Linked DNA regions of Homo sapiens: regions 2, 3, 4, 5, 6 and 7 are each linked to region 1. A link is a loop called in an ENCODE intact Hi-C map of the cell type or tissue named here. Cell type or tissue: PC-3. All regions are shown on one strand.

Evidence for each region. A loop is a pair of places that touch in the nucleus more often than their neighbours do. Peaks named below come from ENCODE experiments on the same cell type or tissue, not always from the same donor. Only the 100,000 strongest peaks of a DNase experiment are listed, where the experiment ranks them.
Region 2: it touches region 1 in a loop (2.8-fold over the local background); 5 of 110 quality-filtered maps call a loop at or near these places.
Region 3: a loop joins it to region 1, with 18 times the contacts of the local background. A loop is called at or near these places in 47 of 110 quality-filtered maps.
Region 4: it touches region 1 in a loop (7-fold over the local background); 8 of 110 quality-filtered maps call a loop at or near these places.
Region 5: it touches region 1 in a loop (7-fold over the local background); 2 of 110 quality-filtered maps call a loop at or near these places.
Region 6: it touches region 1 in a loop (3-fold over the local background); 3 of 110 quality-filtered maps call a loop at or near these places.
Region 7: a loop joins it to region 1, with 14 times the contacts of the local background. A loop is called at or near these places in 19 of 110 quality-filtered maps.

What each region holds. Positions count from the first base shown.
Region 1 is chr11:129,116,097-129,120,096 of GRCh38, forward strand. All of the region lies in intron 5 of ARHGAP32 (Rho GTPase activating protein 32), which reads right to left. Among named protein-coding and RNA genes, the nearest start is that of ARHGAP32, 74 kb to the right of the region's middle. In PC-3, a CTCF peak has its summit at 1,698 (motif pointing right); DNase peaks (open chromatin) are centred at 305 and 1,705; H3K27ac peaks cover 714 bases.
Region 2 is chr11:129,189,523-129,193,522 of GRCh38, forward strand. ARHGAP32 (Rho GTPase activating protein 32) reads right to left here and starts at 2,803. Exons shown (of 23, transcript NM_001378024.1): 1 at 2,561-2,803. The coding sequence starts at 2,676. In PC-3, no CTCF peak of the experiment used is centred here; a DNase peak (open chromatin) is centred at 2,319; H3K4me3 peaks cover 315 bases; H3K27ac peaks cover 1,942 bases.
Region 3 is chr11:129,749,354-129,753,353 of GRCh38, forward strand. No RefSeq gene overlaps it. Among named protein-coding and RNA genes, the nearest start is that of TMEM45B, 64 kb to the right of the region's middle. RefSeq lists enhancers at 691-1,192, 1,193-1,692 and a silencer at 1,480-1,579. In PC-3, a CTCF peak has its summit at 1,679 (motif pointing left); a DNase peak (open chromatin) is centred at 1,648; H3K4me3 peaks cover 405 bases.
Region 4 is chr11:129,228,012-129,232,011 of GRCh38, forward strand. It overlaps a transcript of ARHGAP32 not described here. Among named protein-coding and RNA genes, the nearest start is that of ARHGAP32, 38 kb to the left of the region's middle. In PC-3, a CTCF peak has its summit at 2,157; no DNase peak of the experiment used is centred here.
Region 5 is chr11:128,954,233-128,958,232 of GRCh38, forward strand. No RefSeq gene overlaps it. Among named protein-coding and RNA genes, the nearest start is that of TP53AIP1, 13 kb to the left of the region's middle. In PC-3, a CTCF peak has its summit at 2,415 (motif pointing left); a DNase peak (open chromatin) is centred at 2,409.
Region 6 is chr11:129,016,972-129,020,971 of GRCh38, forward strand. All of the region lies in intron 11 of ARHGAP32 (Rho GTPase activating protein 32), which reads right to left. Among named protein-coding and RNA genes, the nearest start is that of TP53AIP1, 76 kb to the left of the region's middle. In PC-3, a CTCF peak has its summit at 2,236; a DNase peak (open chromatin) is centred at 2,110; H3K4me3 peaks cover 1,909 bases; H3K27ac peaks cover 1,434 bases.
Region 7 is chr11:128,883,167-128,887,166 of GRCh38, forward strand. No RefSeq gene overlaps it. Among named protein-coding and RNA genes, the nearest start is that of KCNJ5, 6.2 kb to the right of the region's middle. In PC-3, CTCF peaks have their summits at 1,733 (motif pointing right), 3,400 and 3,605; DNase peaks (open chromatin) are centred at 1,745 and 3,405; H3K4me3 peaks cover 626 bases.

The DNA of each region.
Region 1 (4,000 bases):
TGTTTCTGCTGGGGGAAAGGGAGGCTACAGAGAGACAGAGAAAGAGAGAGTGAGAATGTGTGTAGTGTGTCTGTAGTTGTGGGAAGCCAACTTGTTAGCTTACTAGTAGGAAAACATCTCAGACTCTTCACAGTTTCAGACTCAACAATACTATAAGTAAACTGCCTGTAAATTATGGCTGACTCCACTATAGATATATTTTTTCACAGTCCAACCACTTTTACACATCTAATTCTTGGACTGAATAATCTCAAACGAGATACAGTGAAAATCCAGTACTTAGATGACAGTGGAACTGATGACTCACTATCTGAACATTTCATTTCAAATTCTCTCCTGAAAGGACAATGATTTCCTTGTATAAGAGGGAGTATACTGCAGAACATGCAGAAAAGTAAGGCTAAGATTTTTATTTCTTTTGAGGAAAACTAAACTTTGTGGCCAGGGTGAGAATAAAATTAGCATGGGTTTTATTTCAAATGATTACACATGTAGTAACAGTACTTCTGTATAAGATTTTTTTAAACTGAAAATATGTACAAGTTAATTTTTCAAACTGCAAGTGTCTTAACAAAATGGGGAGAGATAACCTTTTCATTAATTTATTTTTATTAATGATGAAGGCTTAACTGATAGGAAGTACTCAGGTGAAGTCAGTATCCACTGCCTCAATCCTGACAACACTGTCCTTGGGTCATCAGGACAAGTATGACTTCCCACATTTTAAAGATGATTATTTGACTTTACCTAAGTGCTTCCCTAGAACTTCTGCCTTTCTCTAAAGCCCTTTAAAATGTACTGCACAATTATTATGTCATTTAATTCCCATAATACTTTATGATATAGTTAGAATAGATATATTTGTTTCTATTTTACAAATGAGGAAACTGACGACCAGAGACATTAAGAATTTACTTAAGATCACAATGGAAATTACTTAAGGTTACACTGCAGTATTATGTATCATACTTTTTAACCTTCAACTACATTAAAGATGCGAGATACTCTAGAACCATCATTTACTCCTTTTTGTTAAAGTATTAGTTGAGTCAGTCTATTCTTTTCTAGCAATACAAAAGAACATGCAGAATGGCTCTAGTGTCAGGCCGCCTTGATTCAAATACAGTCCACAAAACGGTTTAAGAACTTGAGTAAGTTCTTAAACTCTTTTTACCTAAATTTCTGTACCTGAAATTGTTGTGGAGCGTAATTGAGACAATGTGGAAACAGTATTTGATATAATGCCTGGCTCAGACAAAACATTCAATAAATATTGGCTTGTATTTTTATTGTAATTCTGATTACTACTTTTTAAATGAAACTTCAGGCTTTTAAAATTGTTTGCATTATTACCCCTCAATATTCCTACACTCAGGTCAAACTTTACTACTTCTTTCCGCCTTCCCAGCATCAAGGCAGAAATGCATGTAATGATAGAAAGCCATGACAGCATTTTCAAGTCCCTTGCAGGCAGCTTGCATATAGAAAGCTCGAGACACAGATATTAAATTCATACTTTTCCTATTCCTTATTTATACAAAAACCTGAACTCTACCATTCAGGTTAATTTAACTTAATGTTTTGTATGAAATTGGATAAAAAGAAACACATCAAGTGATAACTTCAGATAACCAGATGATAAAGAAAATACAAATCAAACATATCCTTTTCCCCCCCTACACACTAGATGGCGGTACAACACAAAGCACAGCAGGAACAGCGCTGCCTCAAACTCATCATTTCTTTGCGTGTTACAAGAGATTCCCCCCGCTTCTTACTGAAAAATATTTTGTGAAATGTGAATTAACCTTTGTTTTTGGACTGCAGAATAATACAACAGGGAAAATAAGTGCAGTAACAATAAATTTGCAGAATTTTAAACTACATGTGGCTTTACTTAAAACAAAAAGCCCCTTCTAGTAATTATTTTTTTGTGAAATTTAAATTTCTCTAAACTAAACATAAGACATTTATGAATCAAAACCTGTAGAATTTGGCCAAACTACTATTCACAGGAAAATATCCAAACTTAAATGCACTTACTAAAAAGTAATACCTAAAAACAAATGAATCATTAACAATACCTGTTGCATTCTATTTCTCTAAAGCAGAGATTAAGTAGTATATGTTGTGTAATATTAATATTTGACAAAGTTGGTTTATGACGAAGCTAGTTTTTGAGAGGCAAATCCTAGTAGGCAATACGCATTATTCTCAACTCTTTTCTGGAAAAAAAAATATAAGAAAAACTAAACTTTCAATTCAAGAAACAAAAGGAAAGTTTATGCTTAGAAATTAATGGTATGAAAAATACAGAAAAAAAAATTTGGTTGATCAGTAAAACCATAAGCTGGTTCCTTGATAAGACCAAGATTTAATAATATCTTGTGTACAACTTATAACCCATGAATTTAAAAAGCTAAATTAAATGAACAATTTTTAAGAAAATATAAATGATAAAAATTGATCTAAGGAGATACAAAAGAACCTAATGAGCAATAATCAAATCATAAGTTGAAATGGTAAGTAAAGATGGCAAAGATTAAGTCCCCAGTTGGGAACCAGTTTCAAAAGGTTTTAACAGGAAAATTCTACTAACCCTTCAAAGAACAGGTAATTCCCATTTACACAAACTATTCCAGTGCATTTATTTAAAAGGGGTGGAGAATGGGATAGGGGAGCAGAAATTCCCCAGACTTAGGCTAGTGGGACAAGTATAGCACACAGGTTAACTTCACCAACAAACACAGATGCAGAAATTATAAAATCTTAGTAGAGTGTAAAAAAGGAATTTGTTTTTAAATATATATATAACTCAGCATAATGTGTCTCAGGAATATAAAGATGTTTCAACAAGCTACTTCTATTACATGAGCAATTATCTGTACTAATTTTTACAGATATTAATAGCTTATTCAAGCTCCATGGAAGTAGACTAAAATAAGAATATGGCATGGTACAACCTATCCTCCCCCGTGCTGTTATATCTCTGTTCCTCTCCACCTTATCACAACCTCAATCAGAACTCATAGTTCATCTACAATTTCTTAGCTTGAAGGAACATTAGCTGTCACCTAGTATTCTAGGGTATCTAGGAACCGTACTTCCTTTTCAGTGTGAAGATAAGGAAAGCAAGACCAAGGCTAACTGCACCAGCTGGTCATACCCATTCTACACCACACCAGCACCTTTCTCCTCAGCATATTATCTCTCCTATACTACACATTACAACTGAATGTACCAAATTGAGACTTAAACAGGATGGTTACATAATTTGTTTTATAATAAATACTCATAAGGAATATATATTCTTATCATATAAGAACAAATTTAAAATGATTAATAAAAACAAAATAGTAAAACAGCATTTTAAAAACCAATTGTATCTCTTCTTCAAATATAAACTCATTCATCCATTCATCTCATTCATCTATTATTCATTAAACAAATATTTATTGAGTAGTTTTTATGTGTCAATCACTGTTCTAGATGTTGAGGGGAAGAAAATAAATAATAAAATATTTAGCATGCCGAATGGTGTTAAGTGGTATGGAGGGAAATAAAACAAAGAGAGGGAGATGAGGAATGCTGGTGACTATAGTTGCAATCTTATGTAAGGAAGGTGCAGTCTGGGAAGATAGCACTGGAGCCAGTACTTTTAAAAGAGGAGGTAGCAAGGTGTGTGGCTGTCCTAGAGGAGCATTTTAAGTAAAGGAAACAAAAAGTACCAAGGCCCTGAGAAGGGGGTGAGCATACTGGCAGAAAACAAAGAGGCTACTGTGGCTGGATCACCCTGTCTGAGGGGAAGAGAAGAAAGATGAGGTCGGAAAGGTAAGGGTACACTCTGTAAATCCTTGTAGAGAAGTTTCAGAAATCTGGCTTTTACTCTGAATAAGATGAAAACTAACTGGAGAGTTTTTAAAAAGTGACATGATTGGACTTACATTTGAAAAGAATCATTCTTGCTGCTGTGCCAAATATAGAAGGCTATTGAAATAAT
Region 2 (4,000 bases), 73 kb after region 1:
CAGGGATGGATTTTTCTAATCATCTCTAGGAACTATTTTATTCTAAGGACTAAATATTCTAGTCTAATAACTATTTTACCACAGTGACAAGGTAGGTAATAATACCGACTACAAATAAGAAATCAGAAAATGAAAGATCTGTGAGTCAATGGCAGACAAATTTAAACTACCACCATGAAGGAGACCGGCAACTTCCCATAGTGAAAGAGTGTTAATAAAAAGGATCCTTTCCTCCAACTGAGTCCAAAAATAAATGCTATTTCAAAAGCTACTGGACAAACATTAACTTGTCTCTGAGACTACTTCCTCCTAAAGCAGATGGCACCTGGAAGCACCAGAAGCCTACATTCTAGGTGTGGTATGACTTTACTCTCTTAGCCATGGTGCCTTAAGTTACACAAGAGCAGGCTTTTAAGAGTGCATTTAAAATGTAGTTTACAAGCTATTCAGGGAAAAAGAAAAGTGCACAATCTTTTGCCCTCATCTCAGCTATGTGTGTGTATGTGAATGGAAATGTAACCAATACGACAGCTTGATGTCACATGTATTTGCAGAGATTTTTATAAAAACACAGTAAGACATTTTTAAAATTATTACATTGATTTTACAAAAACAACTGTCATACCACACTGAGTCTACTATTTGGTCCTCCCAAGGTTACAGCTGCAACTCCTATCCGACCCTTCCCCTTCCACACCCATGCCTCCATTTTCCTGTAGGGCATCTCGGCAGGAACACCACCACGAGGTTGTGAAACCACTCTGCTGCCACATTTCCTCATGCCTCACTGCTGAATGCGTGAGAGACACTACATGAAATTGGGCCTTGCCCAGACCTCTTTGTTACATTTGTAAATAAAATCAGATCAAATCACAAAGATATAATTGATTTAGGAGAGCCATGGTGCTATTCAGATAGGAAATATAAACAGAAGAGAAATGCCCTATGGTATCATAGTTTCCTTAAACAACACATCACTAGCTCAGTTTCTCAGAGTGAAAATGCTGTCACATACTCCCAAGGAAAAGAAGAGCTCATCCTTACACAAATTTGCTTTTAACTGTCAAAAGAAAATCCCAGAGAGACGCCCACTGCCTTACAAGTAAATCTAGGATTACAGTACCAAATCTGTTATAAAAACAACAATGAAATAAGTTCCAAGTTGTTTCTTCCTTTGACAAATACCCAAATAACTTCCATAATTTGAATACCAGGTCAAAAAGTTTTATTACAAGCAAAACAAATACTTCAGTCCTACTCATTGTTAGCAAGACACAAACCATATTAAAAAGCAGAACATGTGACTAACAATTAGCATACCTTGGAAGGGAAGGGACTTACTCAAATTTGAAAGGCTAGATAAAATTATGGGAAAATGAGACAAAAGTTCAGACAAAAAATAATCATATGCTAATAATTCATTTTTATACTCTGAAAATTATTCTTTTAAAATTTTAAATATACTTCTCATTTATTTGAACCCCAGAGTAAAAAATTTAGTGAGGGTTATCAAGAGTTCCCAATATTCAATCCCTTCCATCATTTAACCTAGACTTTAAAAAATAAAATTTGTGGATAAAGAAATCCTTTGACTCGAGAAAAGGAGAAACTCTTTTTCAGCATTAAACACAAAGACAGTATCTGATGAAAACAGTATATTCACCTATCCAAGTTCTCATAGGTAAACTTATAAAAGATGTTTAATTGCACATGTGAGTGGCAGTGATAATATGCAGCAACAAACTTCAAACTTCATCAAGAGATTTTTGTGATACTCAAAGGTATTACATCGCTAACTCTGAAAGAAAAAGAAAAGCCAGAATAAAGCCCCCTAAAATTTGCAACAGTACAACAGAATGAATGAAACATTGGTTCTGTTTTCACAAACTGGTTAAGACATCTTTCTTCACCACAGACACTAAACTGAGAGCTGCTTCATCAGGAGGCATCCTCTAAAAACTTCAATTATGAAGTTACTAATACTACCAGAGATTCAAAAACCAAGAGAGATTTGGGGGAAAGGGGGCATGAGATACAAGATCAGAGACAAGGGTAAAGATCAAAGCCACAAAATAACCAATCTGTACTTAATCGGAATTTTTCATACCCATGCATAAGGCAAACAAAGCAGGCAGGCAGGCAGGCACGCACACACACACACACACACACACACACACCACATTCCAAGAAAAAGAGGAAGAAAAATCTATTAGATACAAATTCAGATCAAATCTATTTGATACAAATCAGATACAGGAAGGGGTAGTAGTTCATTATGAGTGTCTACTTGAAATTCCTGAAAGGCTACTACAAAACCTGTCTAACACCTTCTCCTCCTGGCGTTCTAACAAGTCCTTTAAAATGCATTTTACAAGTTCAGGGCAAGTTGTGGAATGAGGAGTGCTATATACAACTCAAAACCTGCTCCCTTGAGCTCCAAACCTTCCCCCAGAAAACAGAAAGTCTTATTGGAAAAAAGACCGAAATGCAGAGAAGAAAAAGGGGTGCGGGTGGGGGTAGGGAGTGGACAGGACAAAGGAACTGTGAATTCCATAATCACCTGAACTTCTCTTCCCTTTCTTCCTCTTCACAGTCAGTCACCTGGATTATAACTTCAGACTCCAACCAGAAGACACTGTCATCCCCTAAAGTGCTACTCTCACTTTCAGTCTCCATCTTGTACTTAAAAAACAAAAAAAACTAAACCTCCAGGCATGGAATAAAAAGCACCAACATTCAGGTTGTTCAGCTCTACTCATGTATACTCAGATGTGTGTCTGGTGCCCTAGTGACAGGTACTGGTGCTGGTTTAATTACAGTCAGGGTACAGACAGGAAATCACAGGCAGCACAGTCACTGCGTCTGACTGCCATACTGGTGACACCTAGACCCTCCCACTGCCTTAGGCTGCGTGACCTACATAACCAAAAGCAGAATCTAAATGAAGGTGATTTTTTACTAATTATTCTGTAATAATGACTCTTCTCAAAGTTTCCACTTAATAAGTTAAAAATAGGTATTTTCAAAATGCAGGCTTTATTTGTATCCTTTTTTGATCTCGGACTCCAGAAAGGTAAATAGAAAACTAGAAAGAATAACACCATCCACTGGCCAAGCACATGAGAAGCACAGTTATAGATCTCACAGTTAAGGAGGCTCACAATAAGTAGAGAAGATAAGTATGCTCTAGGGACCTGCCTAGGTTCATGCCTTCCAATATTACACCCATCTTTCCTTCCTCTCAGTAAGGACTGCCATATGCATCTCTGCTCAAGTATCCAGAGTGAGACATAAAAGCTGGGCTTGTCCACAGTCCTTGAAAGAAAAAAGTTTAAGTGTCCCAAGTTCAAAGATGCTGACAATCACATCAAATAAAAGCATGCAAAGTTTTACACATTTAAACTGCAAACAGTCATGGTGGCAATAAAATGACTTGCTGGGAAATGAGTGAAAGGTATAGCATCTATGACTGTCAACAACACAACTGTTACTTAGAAAAGAGCCATGTTGACAGAAACTACTGACCTGCTGGATATTCATGGCTATTTGTCTTTTACCAAGCAGCAACAAACTGCAAAGCCCTGACTTTCCACTGTATCTGATTTAATCAAAAATTAAGAAGACATCTACTGAAGTCTTCTTGAATTTTCATATTTGAAAAATAAAGAGCCAAGCACAGTGGCTCACGCCTGTAATCCCAACACTTTGAGAGGCTGAGGTGGATGCATCACTTGAGCTCAAGAGTTCAAGACCAACCTGGGCAACTTAGCGAGACCTCATCTTTATGGGGGGGGGGGGGGGGGGGCGGGAAACAGCCAAGTGTGGTGGTGCACCCTGTAGTCCCAGCTACTCAACAGGCTGAGGTGGGAGGATCGCCTGAGCCTGGGAGTTCAAGGCTGTTGTGAGCCATAATCACGCCACTGCACTCCAGCCTGGGCAACACAGCAAGACCCTGTCTCAAAAAAAAAAAAAAAAAAATATATATATATGCAGGTCCCTA
Region 3 (4,000 bases), 630 kb after region 1:
CGACTGCCTTGCAAGGAAGGATCTTGCAACACGCAGCCCGAGAAGAACCTTTCAAGGAGGACAGGGGAAGACTTTATTTTAAAAGTAGTGACTGTTTCAAGGATCTACCTTATGAAGTAAAAGTGAACTTCTTGCTCCAGTAAGTAATTTAAAAGACAAATACGTTCACAGACATACATAGCAACAATGAAGAAACCATAAACCATCACACCAGTTGTCCAAGGCATAAACTGTCAGTGTGGTTCCAAGAGACATTGGCTTGGTTTGGTTTTGATGGAAATCTCTGTATTATCTATTTTTTCCCTAAATGCAAAGTGAAGAGTGTTTTTATCCTTCCTTTATTCACTCAGTGAACACCTACTAAGTGCGACCTCCAGTCCTCAGGCTGCATGCTGGAGATTCAAAGGTGAATATGAACTCAATGAGATGACAGCCCAGAAGACAGAGATGGATAAGTAAATAGTCTCAAGTGCAGTGAAAATTTTGGATTTCTGGGATAGGCGCTATTGATTCTATAAAGGGGACAAACCATGAAGGAAGAGTTAGACGAACCCAAAGGCCATCACGGAGGAGGCAGTGCTTCTGCAACATTGCGAGGAACTGCAAGTAGTATAAAAAAGCAACAGCAGGCGTCGGGGAAAATAGTGAGAATGAACACTGGACATGGATGTGGTGGCACACCTGTGGTCCCAGCCACTCAGGAGGCTGAGGTGGGAGGATTGCTTGAGCGCAGGAGGTTAAGGCTACAGTGCGCAGTGATTGTGCCACTGCACTCCAGCCTGGGCGACAGAGAGAGACTCTGACTCTAAAAAAAAATGAAAATAAAATAAAATATTAAAGACGTAGACAGGAGTCAGATCATGGAGTAAAAGAATTATTCCATTAATGCAGCTCTTGTAAGCACTTCCATCTGACGTAGCCGAGGACTTGATTCAAAATCCTTTCTTTGACCTGCATTGCCTAGAATTCTCCGAGAGAAAACAAGCTTTGCAGACTCTCAAAGGGAATGTCTGGCCATGGTGGAACGCGGGCCCTTGGAGGACTGGCCGGGGCTATGACTCTGGAAGCAGCAAGGGAGGCAAGTGCGCAAGCCTCACCGAGAAGGGAAGACCAGGCTGCTCTCAGCTCTCGGCCGGGCTCCTCACACACCGGAGTGGGCCTAAAGTTCGAGGAGCTTCTTTCTCCTTTTCTCCCCGCAGTGCTTAACGTCTCGGGCCACGGGCTGCCAGCACTCACCTTCTGCCGAGGCCGCCCTGCGGCCTCCCTGTTCTGAGGCCCCTGCCCCTCCCTGATGAAACTTCCTCGGTGCTAACTTGGCAAGAACAGGCAAACGCTGCTGTGCTTCCCTTTGCCCATGAAAAGAATGAGGTTTAGGGGAGGCTCTGCACAGTCCTGTGCTGCCCGGGAGAGCTGAGCAGAAGCTGTTGAAGCCGGCCTCCTGGACTGAGCTTGGTCCAGCAGCCTATCCACGTGAGAGCCCTGGCTGTCTGGAGGCACAGGGAGCGGCTGGGCCTGCAGCGTCCCACCTGGAGGGAAAGGACGCACCGCGACGGAGGCGTGGGCCCTGCGCCGGTGCTGGGCAGGCGGCGGCCGCGCGCCCGGGAGCCACGCTTCTCCGGCGGAACGCGGCGCCCCCTGGCGGCAGAACGCTTGTGGCCGCCGTTACGCTCGTGTGGAAACAGCGCCATCTGCCGAACGTTCTGTCACATTGCTGATTGGCCCACACAGATTTTGTAAGGATTTTTCCTTCTGCTTGCTTAAATCAGGCCGTCCTGAGCCTATTCAAAGTGTACTTTTGAAATGAAAAAAGAAACTGACTGTACAAGATGTTTTGCTCGCTGGAAAAACGAGGATGAAAGGAAAATGGGTAGCGATTATCTGAATAACATGTGCTTCCTGTCTGTAGTGAGGTGTGAACATGGTGGGGCCGCACGTTGCAGAGGAAAACGCATGCATTTTGGAGTCAGGCAACTGCAATCAAATTCTCACTAGCTCCGTGAGCTAGGAAAGTTACTTAGCATTTCTGAGCCTCATTTGTCCTTATCTGTAAAGTAGAAGTACATTTACCTTGCAGCATTGTAGCAAAAGTTAAATAAAATAATGTGCATAAAATGAAAATTAAATGTGTATGAAGTAAATCAGATAATATGTATAACAGGTAGGCTTTAAAGTATAACATAAAAATATCACATAGACATTTTTCTAATTGTTAGAATCGTGAAATATTCCTGAAATGGATTTATCAAATGAGAAGATGGAATCTCTCTGAGGTATTTTTAAATTTTCTCTACAATGGTTGATTCTGACCTTTCTGTAAAAGACGATCTATTTCTGGGCACAGATCCTAGAAGCAGAATTCTGCCAAAGTGAGACTCCACTAACATTTATTGAATGTCTGCCACATGCTAGACACTTTCAAAGATGCTCTTTCATTATCGCCAGTAAAATCTGAAGCTTCAGGATCTATTTCCTCTTCCCAGCAGAAAGTTTTGCCAGGAATATTAGAACCTCTTTTTTACAGCCTCTCAAGTACTTTCAAGATTACTCAGAAAATCCCAAAACTTTGAACAACCCAAATGCCAATTAACAGGAGAATCAATGATAGTACATCCATACAATGAAACATTACTGGGCAATGAAAAAGACAAACAACCAGATAAACACCGCAGGAGGGACTCTCAAATCTGAGGCAAAAATAGAAAGTCAGGCCAAAAATATACTGTATTTGCATGAAGTTCTAGAATATGAAAACCTAAATGATGGAGATAGAAATCAGAATCGTTGTCCACACAGGATAGGGGTGGGGATTGACTGCGGAGGGGCACTAGGCAACTTATGGGGTGATGGGCATGTCCTGAATGTTGATCTAGGTGCTGGTTGCACAGTTATGTACAGGCAGTGGTGTGCTGAAGCCTGCTGGCACCATCAAGAGAGTGGACTGTTAATTTTTCAGGATGTTTGCAAGCCAGTCAGCATCACATTGATAGCTTGGAATCCACCGTGGTGGAAATATTTATACTCCAGAAATTGGCAAACACTACAAAGCAGGGCTTTTTTATCCCACCAGAGAGCCAGTTGTAAAACATGTATGAACACACAACTGTATATATTTGCCAAAGCTCATTGAATTATATATTTCAGATCTATGCATTATACTGTATGCAAATTATATTTCAAACATGGGGGGTGAGTACAAGCTCTCCGCTATCAGAGTGTGCAGAGCACAGCTGGAGGCCCATGCTGAGCAGCTGGGGAGAAAGGTTGGAATCAGTCATTTCTGGAATGGAAAAGCAAAATTTAAGAAGTCTTTTCAGTCATAATGGGTCTAAAGCAAGAAAGCAGATCAAAATACATAAGCCTCAGAATAGAGGTGCAAGACTGGGTCAGCATTTTGATAATGGCTGCACAGATTGCAAATCATCAGCCTCACCTTAGCAAGGAGGAACTGGAGGCCCATATCAGAATCCAATGTTCATCATCTATAATTTTATTAATTTTATTCTTTAAATCATCACACAGGCCAGGCACAGTGGCTCACACACTTTGGAGGCTGAGACAGGTGGATCGCTTGAGCCCACGAGTTTGAGACCAGCTTAGGCAACATGGCGAAACCCCATCTCTACAAAATACAAAAAATTAGCCAGGCACGGTGGCACATGCCTGTAGTCCCAGTTATTCAGCAGGCTGAGGGTGGGAGAATCACCTGAGCCCAGGAGTTTGAAGCTATAGGGAGCCATGATTGTGCCACCGCACTCCAGCTTGGATAACAGAATGAGATCCTATCTAAAAAAATATATATATATATATATATATACACACACACACACACACACATTTTTTTTTAGTGTACAGTTCTATAATTTTTACATATGTATAGATTCACATAAGCACTGCCACAATCAGGATTCAAAATAGTGCCATCACACCCCTAAAAACTCCCTCATGTTTTCCCTTTATAATCACAGCCTCTCCCATTCGTAACTCCTGGCAACCACAGATC
Region 4 (4,000 bases), 110 kb after region 1:
ACTGAAATCACACAAACTACGCTCTCTAAAAACAATGGAACAAAATTAGAGATTAATAACAAGGAGATCTGAGAGATATACAAGTAAGTGGAAATTAAACTCACTCCTAAATAATAGGTCAAAAAAGAATTCAGATGGGAAATAGGAAAATACTTTGAGACAAATGAAAACAAAAACACAATCACCAAAACTAATGAGATGTAATGAAAGCCACACTTAGAGGAAATGTATAGCTGTAAATGCCTGTATTTTAAAAAGTAGAAAGATTTCACATCAATAACCTAAAATTTAAAAACTGGTAAAAGAACAAACTAAATTCAAAGCAAGCAGATAAAAATAGTAAAGGTATCAGAGCAGAAAGAAATGGAGAACAGAAAAAAATAAGAGTAAAATCAACAAAACCAAAAGTTAGTCCTTTTAAAAGGTAACAAAATTGATTCTTCCTTTTAAAAGACAACAAAATTAACTATTTTTAACCCATTTAAAAGATAACAAAATTGGAATACCATGTAGCCATAAAAAGGAAAGAGATCATGTCCTTTGCAGGGACATAGATGGAGCTGGAGGCCATTATCCTCAGCAAACCAACACAGAAACAGAAAATCAAATACCACATGTTCTCACTATTAAGTGGGAGCTGAATGATGACAACACATGGACACAGGGAGAGAAACATCACACACTGGGGCTTGTTGGGGAAGTGGGGGAAGGGAGAGCATCAAGATAAGTAGCTAATGCATGCAGGCTTAATACCTAGGTGATGGGTTGACAGGTGCAGGATACCACCATGGCATACGTTTACCTACATAACAAACCTGCATGTCCTGCACATGTATCCCAGAACTTAAAAGTAAAATTAAATGTAAAAAAAGATAACAAAATTGGCAATAAACTCCATTAAATAATACACGTAATTTTATTAAATAGTCACAACCACCTATGAAGGTACATTTGGCTATGCCCAATTCACATAAGGTTGTGAGTTATTACATCACTTACCCTAGGACGCAGAACAAGGGGAAAAAAGTTAAAATTTAAGCCTTATGTTTTTTACAGAATGCTGTACCACCTGGACAAGTTTCTGGATTTACAAAAATCTAAACTCTGTATTTTAAAGAATACAATTATCTTAACTGAACTTGCTTTTGTCAAATATAGGCTTTTAATTATACTATTCTTTTGGCTTAACTTGGGCATTATTGCAAAACATTAGTCTTCATTAACTTACTAACCTCACATACTTATAAAGTGTGTACTGACAGAAAACCAAAGGGAATTTGTATAAACAGATGCAATTTATTTATAATTAAGGCAGAGGTCACATGTAAATATTTGAAATATTTGAAAAAATATATACAAATTATATTATTTAAATAATTTTCTGGAAGTTATGTTTATATTAATTAGTGAACCTTTGAAAAAACTTTTTCCCCTAATTAAACTTTTTACTACTCGCTCAATTATCAAATGCTACCAATTATCAAAGAGCTAATTCATATCGTTTTTACACTATGTTAAGTCTATACCACCACTATCACCACTACTGTGCAATCCCAATGCTGCCTTAACTGCAAATTTAAGGCTGAAAAGTCTATAGAGCTCTAAGAACACAAAAGGTAGCGTAGTGGAGAGGCTATCGACTAGGCTAGGGGCCACAGGAAAACCACGATATATCTGAATCCCTTAAAATGAATCAATGTTTTTAAAAATCCAATTACTTAAGGATTTTCACTTGCATCACTTTTGGTAGAACAGTCTGAATATTAAGATATATATATGCATAACATTAATATGGCCCAATTCCAAGCAACAATTTTTTTGGGGGTGGGAGGCAGGGTCTCACTCACCCAAGCTGCAGTAGAGTGGCGCGATCCCCTCACTGCAGCCTCAACCTTCTCCGACTCAAGTGATCTGCCCACCTCAGTCTCCCTAGTAGCTGGGACCACAGGCATGCCACCACACCTGGCTAATTTTTGTAATTTTTATAGAGACAAGGTTTTGCCATGTTGCCCAGGCTGGTCTCAAACTCCTGGGCACAAGCGATCTGCCTGTCTCGGCCTCCCAAAGTGCTGATTACAAGCACGAACCATTGTGCGCAGCCTTAATATATTTTTAAGCTGCTAAATGAAAAACGAAGTTATATGCTACTGAAGAATTGGGACATTGGGTGGCACTCTTGTAAAAGAAATAATTACTGTAACATACAGGTTGAGAAAAACCTAAAGTTTAACATTATACTGCTTGGCCAATCCAAATTATTTAATAAAATCTACTTTAAAAGAAATTACTTGTTTCCCAAATCCACCATCCATGTCTTTGAGGAAATGTTTCAGATGTTATTGAAAAAAGTAGTTGTTTTTGGACGTGGATAAAAGTCAGGAAGCATTTGTCTTTCCTCTCCCTAATCTCTCTCATTTGAGTTTACAGTGAGAATACAAGCAGAAACATACAATGATGCAATTATATTCCATAACATATTTACTGTTTTATTCTACTTACTTTTTTAAAATTTGGTTATAAAATATCTCACAATATTTTGTTAAATATGGAAAAAGCAAACAAGTTTAGTATAGGCATTGTGTCTTCTCCAAGCTATATTAGTGACATCAAATTAAACTAGAATATATTTTTAAAATATTATTTCTCATGTATAATATTTCACAATAAGTATGTGCCTGAGAGTAAAACTTTTTAAAATATCTTTGAGCTAAATTATTTCAACAGGAACCATATCAAACATCATACATCAAATCAATAACTGGTTAACTTGTAAAATATAAAAATCCATAAAAAAGAGCCCAAAATTTAATATATTATCCAATACCATAAAGTAATCATTTTGGCCAGGCACGGTGGCTCACACCTGTCATCTCATCACTTTGGGAGGCCAAGGTGGGCGGATCACTTGAGGTCAGGAGTTCGAGACCAGCCTGGCCAACATGGTGAAACCCCATCTCTACTAAAAATACAAAAATTAGCCGGCCATGGTGGTGGGTGCCTGTAATCCCAGCTACTCGGGAGGCTGAGCAGGAGAATCGCTTGAACCTGGATAGCAGAGGCTGCTGTGAGCCCAGACCACACCAGTGCACTCCAGCCTGGGCAACAGAGTAAGACGCCATCTCAAAAAGTAGAAAATTTAAATTTAAAAAGTAATTTTTCATTTTTACATAGCACATACTTTGTGTTTCTTGTGCAAATATTTACTGTTTGTTATTGTTACGGTTTTCTATTGAGACATCCTGCCCTATTTTTGACAGCTATTAAACATGTGGCTAATAATTTTGTTTTCTGATTACAGATGAAATCTCAGTACAGACGCACTTTTTTGTTAAATACACTAACAAGGAAGTTAGTGTATTTCCAAAGAAAATGCAAAATGCTTGGAATATCTTCAACATTCTCAAATGTAAGTATGATGTGTGACCGGCAAACAAATTATATACAACTTTAAATTTTTAAAAAACCTAGGGAAGTCCTGGTTCCAGTAACAGTGGAGTAGCTTGTATTTCTCCAACAAATTCTAGTTCTTCAATGGATTCTAGCTCTCCGACATCTTACAAAAACTGTCAACTGTGGACAAAACATTACACAACCACTTAAGAAAATCAGAGGCCAACTATAAAAGTAGTACACCTAATGGGATACTGTATAAAGGTTTGTCAGTCATCCCAACTGAAGACAACTTTGAAGGGCCATCCCAATTCAGAATTCCCTAGAGTCAGCTAAGGCCTTTCTTAAGACTGCCTCTCATGCCGGTAATCCTAGCACTTTGGGAGGCAGAAGCAGGCGAATCACTTGAGCCCAGGAGTTCAAGACCAGCCTGGGCAACATTGAGAAGCCCCATCTCCATAAAAAATACAAAAATTAGCCAGGCCTGATGGTACACACCTGTAGTCCCAACTTCTAAGGAGGCTGAGGTGGGAGGATCACCTGAGCCCAGGAGGTTAAGGCTGCAGTGAAGTCATGATTGCACCACTGCATTCCAGCCTAGGTGACAAAG
Region 5 (4,000 bases), 160 kb before region 1:
CCAGCGGGGTAAAAAGGTATGTTCAGACATGAAAGGTTACAAAAATTACTTCCCTTGCACCTTTTCCCACTATAAAGAGAGAATGGCATAAGACAGAGGAAAATGGGATCCAGGAAACCAGGGATTCCTCTCCAGAGAGGAAAAGGGAACCCCACAGTTATACCAGCTGTGACTCAGGCCCAGAGAAGAGCTACTCTAGATTTGGCAGGAGGGTGAAGCATCAGCAAGCACTCCAGGAGAGAGCTCTCTTACCTGCCTCTAAGAAAAAGAACACGAAGAAACAGATCCCCGATATTGGGCGGAAATGTACACTTCCACAGCAGAGGCTGAGGATGGAGGAACTGGCACACAACAAATACTATTGATTAAAGGGTTCTGGACTAACTAGCATAGGAAAATGGGGATGGGGAAGCCTGTGTGTGTTGGCGGGCTGCGGAGGGCAGTGGCCTGCATTAGTGAAGAGTGTTATCCTCTTCCTCCTTATTAGGAAGTCGGTACAGATCGTCTAACACGGAAAAATCTAGAACTAGCATATTGTCTAGACATAGGGTGGTAAATACCAGAAGAAACATCCAAAAGAGTTTGAAAAGTTTGTCTCTGAGCAATAGAAAGTGAGAAATGGGAACTGCTGTTTTATCATAAGCCTTGTGATTCGATTTGACTTTTAAAACTAATTACTTGCATTATTTTCATTACAGAAAAGCTGTGCTACAGATGGCAGCTGTGATGGTGTGAAAATCTTCAATTCTATGGCACTTTGGACTAATTCTCACATCCCACTGGCCATGGCCTTACCTTCCACTGTGCGGTATTTCACTCTTCTCAGAGCATTTTCTCGTAGGTTACTTGATGCGTCCCTCAACAGCCCTGTGGGAGTCATGACACAGTTTCTATCCCCATTTTACAGATAGAGCGGTAGAGGCTTTGAAAAGAAGTAACTTACCAAGGTCACATGGTCAGCTTCCTCAATTCCATGTGGAATCCAGCAGGTATAAATAGAAGAGTCACATAGTTCTTAATAAAGAAGCTATGACTAAAACCAAAAATTTCTGACACTTAGTCCAGGTTATTTTTAACTAAATGATGTATCCTGAAATGTTTTGTTTTTTGTTTGTTTTGTTTTTTAGATGGAGTTTCGCTCTTGTCACACAGGCTGGAGTGCAATGGCACTATCTTGGCTCACTGCAACCTCCTCCTCCCAGGTTCAAGCAATTCTCCTGCCTCTGCCTCCTGAGTAGCTGGGATTACAGGCACCCTCCATCATGCATGGCTAATTTTTATATTTTTAGTAGAGACAGGGTTTCCCATGTTGGTCAGGCTGGTCTCGAACTCCAGACCTCAGGTGATCCACCCACCTCGGCCTCTCAATGTGTGGGGATTATAGGTGTGAGCCACTGTGCCTGCCCCCTGAAATTGTTCTGAAGAGTTGCTCTGTGAATAAAGTGTTCCTTGATCCCTGCTGTATACTTCCTCTGAGAAAGTACTATGGGATCCCTGCTGTATACTTCCTCTGAGAAAGTACTATGGTGTCGTGTGGATATCTAAGAAATGATGCAGTTCAAAGCAAACCAGTTTAATCCCTTATTTTGTAAACCTATGAGATCATGCCACCTTCTCGGGGAGGGGTGGGGTTGGAGAGATTCCCATTAACACTGAAGTTCCATGAAGTGAAACTTGGATGATTCTGACTGGGGCCACGTTCAAGCCCAGAACCAGTGAGCAGAAGTGGCAGGTCCTAGAAGGGAGACTGGAGGGATCAATCTTCCCCAGGAACAGTGGCTCCTAATGTGCAGATGAAATGGAATCACCTGGGAAATTCTGTTGGCAATACAGGTTCCAGGGCCCACGAAGAGACGACGGTTTGGTGGCGCAAGCCTGGGAGTCTGTATTTTTGAAAAGCTCTGTGTGGGACGCGGAAGCCTCCAGGTTTGGAAACTCTGCTGGGGCTCTGAAGCCCTGCCTGGACTTAGCATCTGAAACTAAAAAGCCAGGGTCTAGATGCTTCCTACCATTTTCTAAAAATGGCAATAAACAACACTTGAGAATTTAAAAGCATGAAATCATCCTTAGAAATCATGGACTCCCATAATGAAAGCAAACCACCGCTTGAGTTCTTCTGATTTTTATCCAACCTGTTCATCTTACCCTTCTTTTTTTCAGGGCAACTTCCAAAAAAAAAAAAAAAAAAAAAAAAAAAAAAAAAGCAGCGTATCAGCTATCCTGATCAGCGTCCAGCATTTGCTGCCTGGTCACTGCCCTTAAAACTACCTTTGTAAAAGTGGGATCAAGAGATGAGGAAGAATCACACCGAGTCACCTATTCCATCCCATATCTATCTTACCAGGAAGCTCAGTGAATCTTTCCAATCAACAGGAACACTGGTGAGTAAAAAGCGTGTCACTAGCACCATCTGGTGGCTTCTTAAAAATACCAATTTCTATGCAGTAGGCATGTTGAGTCTCCACACATGAAGGGACTCCTTGTGGTTACAAAGGACATTCCTTTCCTTTCCAAAGGCTGAGTTTAGGCAAAATAATAAAGTTTGTTAAAGTGACTGTTTCCAGCAACCCCTTCCTTTCTTAGCTTTATGTATGTGTGTATGTATTTAATAAGCAAACATAGGTGAGTGCATGCCATGTGTCAAGCTCTCATGGAGCTTATGAGCTAGCGAAGGGATAGAGACAATTAATAGATAAACCAATAAGTAAAAATACTTCTGAATGAGAAGTTCTGTTTGGAAAATGAAGAGGGTGATGTGATCAAGTGACTACACCAAACTGGGTCATCAAGGCAGGCCTCTGACGCAAGACAGGGAGGAGGAGCAGCCTTGCCTGGCTAGGAAAAGCACTCAAGGCAGAGGGCACAGCTTGCACAGGAACCTGGAAGAGGAGATGAAATCAGAGAGGCAGATCTCACAGGCCAAACTGAACCATTTGGATTTAATTTAAGGCTCCCGGAAGTCTTCGGAGGGGCAGGTGCCAAGAGGAGCGAGAGGGGAGAACGGTGCCCCAGAGGGGAGGAGTTGCGTGCACTGGGCAGCTGGGCAGGCAGCTCCCCTCCAGGCGGCACAGGACATCTCCTTACGGCTCCACAAACATCACACAACCTCAGGGTTGGGAGGGACTTCCAGGTTTGCTCCAATTACCCATTCCGTGTCTCCATCCCCCAACACCACCTTTGCTTGATGGTCACCCATCTCTGATCGCTTCCACCGCTTAAGGTCCATCAGAACAAGCCTAAGTCCTTTTCTTCTGTGAGCCCTGCATATACTTGGGCTGGCTCTCATGCTTTTCCTTTCCCTCCCAAGCCTCCTCTCTTTCACTGCCACATGAGTTATAGGTTAGCTGCATGTGCTGCTGAGGAGCTCGAGAGGTGCCAAAGGAGCTCGTCAGGTGCCTCACTGGACAATATGGATGGCTTTGGACTAGCAGTCAGTCACATTCTCTAAGGTGGGGAACCAAAGGTGCCACTCGTTGCAAGAGGCAATCATACCAGAAAGCCAAGGAGATGACCCAAGAGTGGGAGAGGACATTGTTCTGGAACCTACATCTGTGATTAGTGTAGCAAAGTATTTTTTGAGTCCAATGTTGGATACTTTTTCCTAGCCTCAAGGAAGCTACTCCTGCATGTTTTAGCTTTTTAGGAGAAGGGTCGTAAAAATAAGAGAGCCAGTATAGCCTTTAGGAACCTAATAATTACAAAACACTGGCAGGAACAGAACCATCTCCCACCATAATCAAAGTAAAATACTTGCAAAGTGGTACCGAGAGGAACACCCAGGAAGGGGGGCGTCTCTATTGCAGGACCAGGCAACTGTGAAATTCCGTCATGGCCACTCCTTTCAGAGGGTTATTGTGGCTCCTGGGATTCAAGGGCATATGGGGTATTGGGAGTCCAGTAACTTTATAGGGTGTAGGTAACATCACTGTTGTCTTCTCTAAAACTCACGTAACTTAGAGAAGCAGATCATTCAGGAACTCAAGTTTTCCTAGATTTTACT
Region 6 (4,000 bases), 99 kb before region 1:
TTATAAAATGGTGTTTTCTAAATTACATTTTCTAATCATTTATTATTGGTGTACAGAAATGCAATTAGCATGGTTGCAAAGGGTAGACTCAGGAGTCAGACCTCTGGGGTTCCAATCTTGCCTCTGCAGCTCCTAACGGTATGATTATGGAGAAATATTTAAATTCTCAGTATTTCATTTTCCTCATCTATGAAAAAGTTTAGGCCAGGCATGGTGGCTCATGCCTGTAATCCCAGCACTTTGGGAGGCCAAGGCGGGCAGATCACAAGGTCAGGAGTTCGAGACCAGCCTGGCCAACATGGCGAAAACCTGTCTCTACTAAAAATACAAAAATTAGCCGGGTGTGGTGGCGGGCACCTGTAATCGCAGCTACTCAGCAGGCAGGAGAATCATTTGAACCTGGAGGCGGAGGCTGCAGTGAGCTGAGATCGTGCCATTGCATTCCAGCCTAGGTGACAAGAGCAAGACCCGGTCTCAAAAAAAAAAAAAAAGAAAAAGAAAAAAAAAGTTTAAAATAATAACTACTGAACAGCATTATTGTGAGAATTAAATGAGTTAAAATTATAAAGCACTTAGTGCTAGACAGAAAAACTTAATAAATGTGCTATTGTTATTTTTGTATTATTTATCTTTTATTCAGCAACCTTGCTGAACTCTGTTATTATTTCTTAAAATTTGACTGTAGAATCATCTGGATTTATAAATCTGCAAATAATACACATTTGATTCTTCCCTTCCAATCCTTTTAATTCTTTTTGTCTAACTTCACTGGACCTCCAATAAATGCCTCTCTTGTTCCTGACTTTAAATAGATTATTTCTTATGTTTCACCATTAAGAATAAAATTCACTTGGGTTTGTTGGGTAGAAACCTTAAATATACAGAAATTACCTATCCCCAATTGCTAAGATATATAAAAGGAACAAGTGTTGACCTTTATCAAATGATTTCTCTCCATCTATTAAGCTGATATTTTAGTTTGTCTTGTTTAAGTTTTGAATGAGGTACACTAAATTTGTAACTACTTTCTTTTCTTGCTTCTGACTTTGTTTTTTATTATTATTTTTATTTATTTATTTATTACTATACTTGAAGTTCTGGGATACAAGTGCAGAACGTGCAGAAGGCTTGCTTTTATGCTTTTATATTTTTAAATACTTTTATACTCCTACTTTCCTTGTATCCTTTGCAGTGACATAAATGAGTGCAATAGACTTGAAAAGGCAAGTGGCAATTTAAAAAAATAACAGCCTTAAGCCAGGGCAAAGTTCCGTCTTAGCAACTGTAATAAATGTAAGAATACTGTAAACATATTAGATGTGAACTTCTAGTAAAGGAAGACAAACACAGAAGAACTGTATTGGGTGAAAGCACCAAGAAAGAATGGAAAAACAACAATAGGCATCAGCAAATACCTTAAATAGCAGCAAAGAAAAATGACATCGATTTACAGTTAGAGTCTTAAGTAAGTAGTTGAAGTGAACTGTGTACTTAGTATTTTCAAATTTATTAAAAGGAATATTGCCAAGAGTTGTAAAACTAAACTTATCTTTAGCAAGCATTGTTATATGACCCAAAAGGATCTTTAGGCAACTGAGAAAGTTTCTGAAAAACTTTAGTTCGCATTCATCTTGGGAAATATGTGATATGAATCTTACTCAGTCTATAGCCTTGATTATATCAGTTAAATTAGTGTAAGCTTAACCAACAAAGCTTTTATTTACAAATAACTGGACTCAAATTAATCTGTGATTCACTAGAGTAATAACTCTACAAATCTTTTAAATAAAAATTTGTAGGTAGTTGGGCAAGATTTCAATATGCAATGTAAATATTAAAGGAACTGAACAAATACTTTTTCCAATAATACAGAAATATTACAAGTATTCTATAGAAAAATATACCCTTTTGAAACTTTTCCTTTTTATAACACAAAAAGACTTTAACATAAATAAGGCTTTCATATCATTATGACTAATGATATAAAAGTTCTTTAAGCCAATGACTAAAAATACACATGAATAACTCTGGCGATGTGTTTTTCCAGTTTTACAAAAAATATCATTCAAATCAGAGTAAAGGGGTTTCTTGCAAAGTAAACCCAGCCAAGTTTTGTTTGATGGAATAAGGACATGCTGAAGAAATTCTGTCACTGACTATTCCTATCTCTGTGAATCTTCTGGTCTGTTTTGTGATAGCTCTGCCCTCTCTCTGGCACCACCCACTGACCTGCTCCCAGTCCTACAAAGGCAGTATGAAGGAAAAGGTAAATCCTAACCCAGATAGTCAACAAAAATTGAAGGAAAATCTAGATGCTACAGTAATACCATAACGATAATTATTGTATACATAATGATTATTGAGTGCTTACTATTTTACTGTGTGCCAGGGCTTTACATGTATTAACTAATTTAATCTGTTTGTATTAACATCACATTCAAAATAATTCACATTCAAAATATAAACAAGTCTCTAATCATCCGAATTACCTCCTTAAAAGTTGATATCAAAAGAACAGGTATGTTAAATAAATTCTAATTATCTCCCATCACATTCTGTGTAATAACTTAAATGTAATAAGTTATCAGAATTACAAAACTTTATTCCTTTCCTCTCTTCTATATATCTATTTCTAATTATCAAGATAATTTATTATTCATATTTCAATTCATTTTCTTTAGTTTATTCGGTAATATCCTATAATATCTAAATACACAGTTGTGTGTGTGGTAAAAACATGTAGTAAGCATAAAATGTTAGCAATCCTATTTGAAGATTTAAAAATACATCCTTGAACCAATGACCTAGTCATTGAAAGCTTTTATTGTTTTCCAATAATAAGACATATAGTCTAATTAAGGTCATCCATCCAATCATGACATCATTGGCTAAGGTATGTGCTAGTGAAAAAGTACCAGACCAAGAATGTGGAGAGACAGTTTTAATCCCGATTCTGCCAATAACTCACTATAAGATTTTAGAAAAGGAAATTAAGCAGTTTAGACCTCAGATTAGTAATATGAAAAATGAGAAGTTTAACCAGACAATACGATTCTAGATTTTAATGAAAATACCTGAGAAATCATAAAGTACTCTGAGAATGTATGAAGTGTCAATAGCATACAAAGCTCTAAAATCTAAGAAACATACCTTTAGTTTAGGGAAATTTATCAGGAGAAAAAAAGACATCATTTAAAACGTCATTGGAGAACTTTGTCAAAAAAAATTAGGTTCTCTAAATCATCTTGGAAAAAGGCTGGTATAAAAATTTAAGATAAAAAAATCACTGTTAAAGGTTATTAAGCATATTAGGTTTAACACTTTTTAAATTAATTTTAATTATTTAGTTCCATGAATGCTTAGTAGTAATAAGGAGTCCTTACATAACTAATTTACATAACATGCTTATAACTGTTTCTTGGACTTGATGCTTGTACTACCTTTAATTGCTAAGGACATTCACAGTTGCTGGTCATGCCATATGGTATACTGTTGTTTACTTCTTTATTTGCTTGCAAGTCCTTGGTCAACAGTACAATGGTCACTTATAATATTCTTTGTATTAGAAAATGCCACATACTTTATAAAAATTATTTTTTGACATAGGTTTCAAGAGTTTACTGCAGTAAAAGAAAAATAAGGTAAATATCATCTGTATGTTCTGAACTTCTGAAAACTTATAATCTATCAGGTTGACGCTCACAAAGCAAAATTCTCAGTGTCTCTCTAGGAACCACTTTTTAAAATCAGGAATATAACAGTTTTTCAGCCTTGGGCTTCATTCCCCACTCCTATCCCAAGTATATGTCAAAAATTTTTTTTAGATAAATTGAGTCTTGAATTTTAATGTACTACAAAGCTATTGTAGAGTAGGAAAGTACAGAATCACTTTTGATCAATATATCACAAACAACTTTGGAAGTAAGAGGAAAAAAACACAGTTCTTTAACTGATGTATATAACAGCTGCAAGGGCTGTCTCAGAAAAGCTATCTGGGACC
Region 7 (4,000 bases), 230 kb before region 1:
ACTCACTAAGAGAAGATCTGGCTAGTTTCCAGAAAGGAAAAAGAGGACCCGCAAAAGGATCAGGAATGAAACTTGCTTCGGGCTTCTAACAATATAATTGAAATGTGGAAGAAGAAGAAATCCCTCTAACATACCGAAGAAAAATAATTTCCCATTTAGAATTCTACACCTGCCCAAGTTGTCAATTGAATAGAATAGAGATATTCTCAGATATGCAGAATCTCAAAATTGTACCTTGCCCACTCTCTTTCCTAGGAAGCAATGGTAGGACGTGTTCTTCCTAAAAAGTAAGAGAGTGAACCAAGAAAGAAACACGCATGGGATTCAGGAAACAGGGGATGCAATATGGGAGTGAGGCAAAGCAAACAGAGATGCCAGGAAGCCAGCTGTGCGCTAGGCAGAGAGGGCAACCAGGCCAGACCAAAGGGAGCAGAAGGCACCAGGGAGATTTCTCCAGATGGAATCAGTAGGACTTCTGGTGCATCTGGACATCTTGAGAGGAGATTGAAATGGTAGGTGGAAATTTTTGCATTGAAATTGGTGATGAGGCCAGGCATGGTGGCTCATGCCTGTAATCTCAGCACTTTGGGAAGCTGAAGAAGGCAAATCACTTGAGGTCAGGAGTTTGAGACCAGCCTGGCCAACATGAGGAAACCCTGTCTCTATCCAAAATACAAAAATTAACCAGGCATGGTGGCGCGTAACGCACACCTGTAATCTCAGCTATTCAGGAAGCTGAGACAGGAGAATTGCTTGAATCCAAGAGGCAGAGGTTGCAGTGAGCCAAGATCGCACCATCGCACTCCAGCCTGGGTGACAGAGCGAGACTCCATCCCCCCAAAAAAGAAAAAAGAAATTGGCGATGAGAGCAAACACAACTACACAAACCAAACCAAGACAATTAATTAGTCCCTCCAGAGAAGAAAAAGAGTTGTGCAGGAAAGACAAAGCAATCTGGTTTGCTGCATGGATCAGCTACATACAAACAGAACTTTATAGACATAAAAATATTAAAACTGAGTATTCATCCAACCAAAATTGTGACACAGCTCCCTTGCTGGACGAGAAATGGGAAGTATGTGAGCACGTGGTGGGTTCAGGGGAGGAAAGGGAGCCACGTTTCCATCTTCAGTGGTAGAAAGTTCATAGGTCGTCTCTGAAGATGGAAGCATCTATAAGTATTACTAGAAGGGTGTCATTTACAGACAAAAACCAAAGGGAAAAAATAGCCAAAAGAAATGAAAGTGATGACCTCTGCAGATTGGAAGATGGTCAAAGAGGAAACCCAACTGCTTTTGTTTCAAATTATTTAGAAAAATGTGATGCTTCAAATATATTACTTTCATATATCACTTTTTTTTTTTTGACACGGAGTCTCGCTCTGTCACCCAGGCTGGAGTGCAGTGGCACGATCTCGGCTCACTGCAACCTCCACCTCCCGGGTTCAAGCGATTCTCCTGCCTCAGCCTCCCGAGTAGCTGGGACTACAGGCATGTGCCACTACGCCCAGCTATTTTGTGTATTTTTAGTAGAGACGGGGTTGGTTGGCCAGGATGGTCTCGATCTCTTGACCTCGTGATCCGCCCGCCTCGACCTCCCAAAGTGCTGGGATTACAGGAGTGAGCCACCGTGCCCGGCCAATATATTACCTTAATAAAACAAAAACTAAAGATCAAGGTAAGTAAATACATGTGTTCTACCTAGTGTGAAATCTCTTTCAAACACTAGATGGTGCTGTTGCCCCCCTTGTGGAAACCACACCGGGGCAGGGCAGGTGCTTGCTGGTCAGCATGTCTATGGAGTTTTCCACAAAACAGAATTAAGAGAGTTGTTATGAAAAAAGTTAGGAAGGAATTAAAGTTGTTCATTTTCTTTCCTTGCCAAATAGGAGCCCACTTCACTGGATAGGAAGAAAAACATCATTTGCCCCTAGCGGTGCAATAACTGGAAGCTCAGCGCTGGGCACCAAGCTGAGTCCTGGGGCTAAGTGCTGTGCCCTCTAGAAACAGATGTTGACTCGATAAAGTCAACTGTATGGCCAGCTGTGGCAAATGCCTCTCTCAGGCACCTGGGCCTGGACTCAAGAGTGAGAGGAAATTCAGGAACGGGAAGCTTGTTTCAGGGAAGCTGAAGCTACCATTGGTGCTCCCTATGGTCAGAATTCAATGGCATTAAAGGAACAGTGAATTTGGGATCATCCAATGACAAGTGGGAAGCTTATGCACTGGGAGAAGTCAAGGCATCAACATGAATATCAGGCCACTTTCCCAGAGAGCATGTCTGTTTTGAGTTGTGAGATGAATAGGAGGCCTCTTTAACACATCCTGCAAAGTCACTAATGACAGCTTGATGGCCTGGTCAATGATTAGGGGTTTTTTTTCCCATTGGCCCTATTTTCCATGACTTTTCTGGATCTGTACTTACCTACTTTGGACCTCTGCTGTGTTGCACACAGGTTTCATGGGATAAATACTATGAAAGAAATATTCTATTAACGAGGGACGCCGGCACACTGGCCACTCAATTTTCTTGCCACTCTTCCTTTCCAGGTCATTCTGCCACCCCAGCCTTGCTGACCTCCAGCCATCCTGATCACTCCTCTATCTCCTGTTCTGTATCCTTCTCCCTCTGTCCCAGATCTGAGCATAGTTCCCAGCTCTTGCCTCTTCTCCTTCTCTCTCCACCCTCCTCCAGATACCTAAATTATTTCTCAGAGTTTCAGTCTTCTCCTCTCTGCGGATGACATTCCAAAATCTCCACCCCATCCTCAACTCCCCCGTCATCACCAGACATCCATTCCTGCCTCTTCTCAGACAACTCCACTTAGGCAATTAGTGGAGTTGCCACTTTTTGTGGAGTTGCAATTAGTGGAGTTGCAATTAGTGGAGTTCTCACCAACCTTCAGTTAGACATGCATGCAGCATGTCTAGAATCAAACTCAGCAGCTCTCCCGTCCCAGTCACCTACTCCTGCTAATTTTCTCATTCCTGACATCAGGCATGCACGCATTCAATAAACATTTACTTGGGTTTTAAAAAACAAGGTTTACACCCTTAAGGAACTTGTAGATTGCAGGTAGAGGAGAGAGACAGGTCACAGAACCCCCAACACATGTGATCGGCGCTCTATCAGAGGGAAGCGGAGGGGTCAAGGTGTCCACAGAGGAGGGGATCTCAGTGCCTCTGGAGATTCAGGGGAGCTTAGCCCAGCTCAGCTCCAAGCCATCCAGTTTCATTCCTCTTCTCCTTTGGGCTCCTGTTGACCCTTTCTCAGCCACATCTTCTACATCATGCTCTTCCAAGCCCCAGTGTGCATAGTCACCTGGAGAGCTTGTTAAAAGGCAAATTCTCTTTGAGCAGGTGGAGGGTGGAGCCTGAGATTCCGCATTTCATACATGATCCCAGGGGGTGGCACTGTTGCCGCCAGACTGTGCAACCCACTACCCGTCCCAAGGCTCTTTCTTCCTTTGCCTTGTTGCAGCCTTATCACCTCAGGCCAGCACTAGGGCCCAGCCCACGAACGCTCTCCCTGCCTCCAATCCTAGACTGTGCAATACAGTAGCTGCCAGCCATAGTGCCTACTTAAATGCAAATTAATTAAAATTTAAAATTCCCTTTCCTATTCACAGTAGCCACATTACACCTAGGCAGTAGCCACAATGCCACATTATACAGACAAGATATCAGGCATTTTCTTCATTGCAAAAGTTCTGTTGGGTGGCACTGCACAATAATCTCAGCTCCACCTAAACTAACCACAAACTGACTACCAGCCTCACCACACTCTCAGCTCCTTGAAGGCAAGTTCTGTATTTGTCTTGTCATTTTTCTCTAAGTGCAGAACCTACCCCATATCCTTTCTTTCATTTGACAAATATTTATTGATCATCTCCTATGTAGCAGATGCTGTGCTTAGCACTGCTAAGGGGCACCCAGAGGTGAACAAGACAAACAGGGTCCCTGTCATTGCAGAGGTCACAAAGCACGTGCTCCATAAGTCT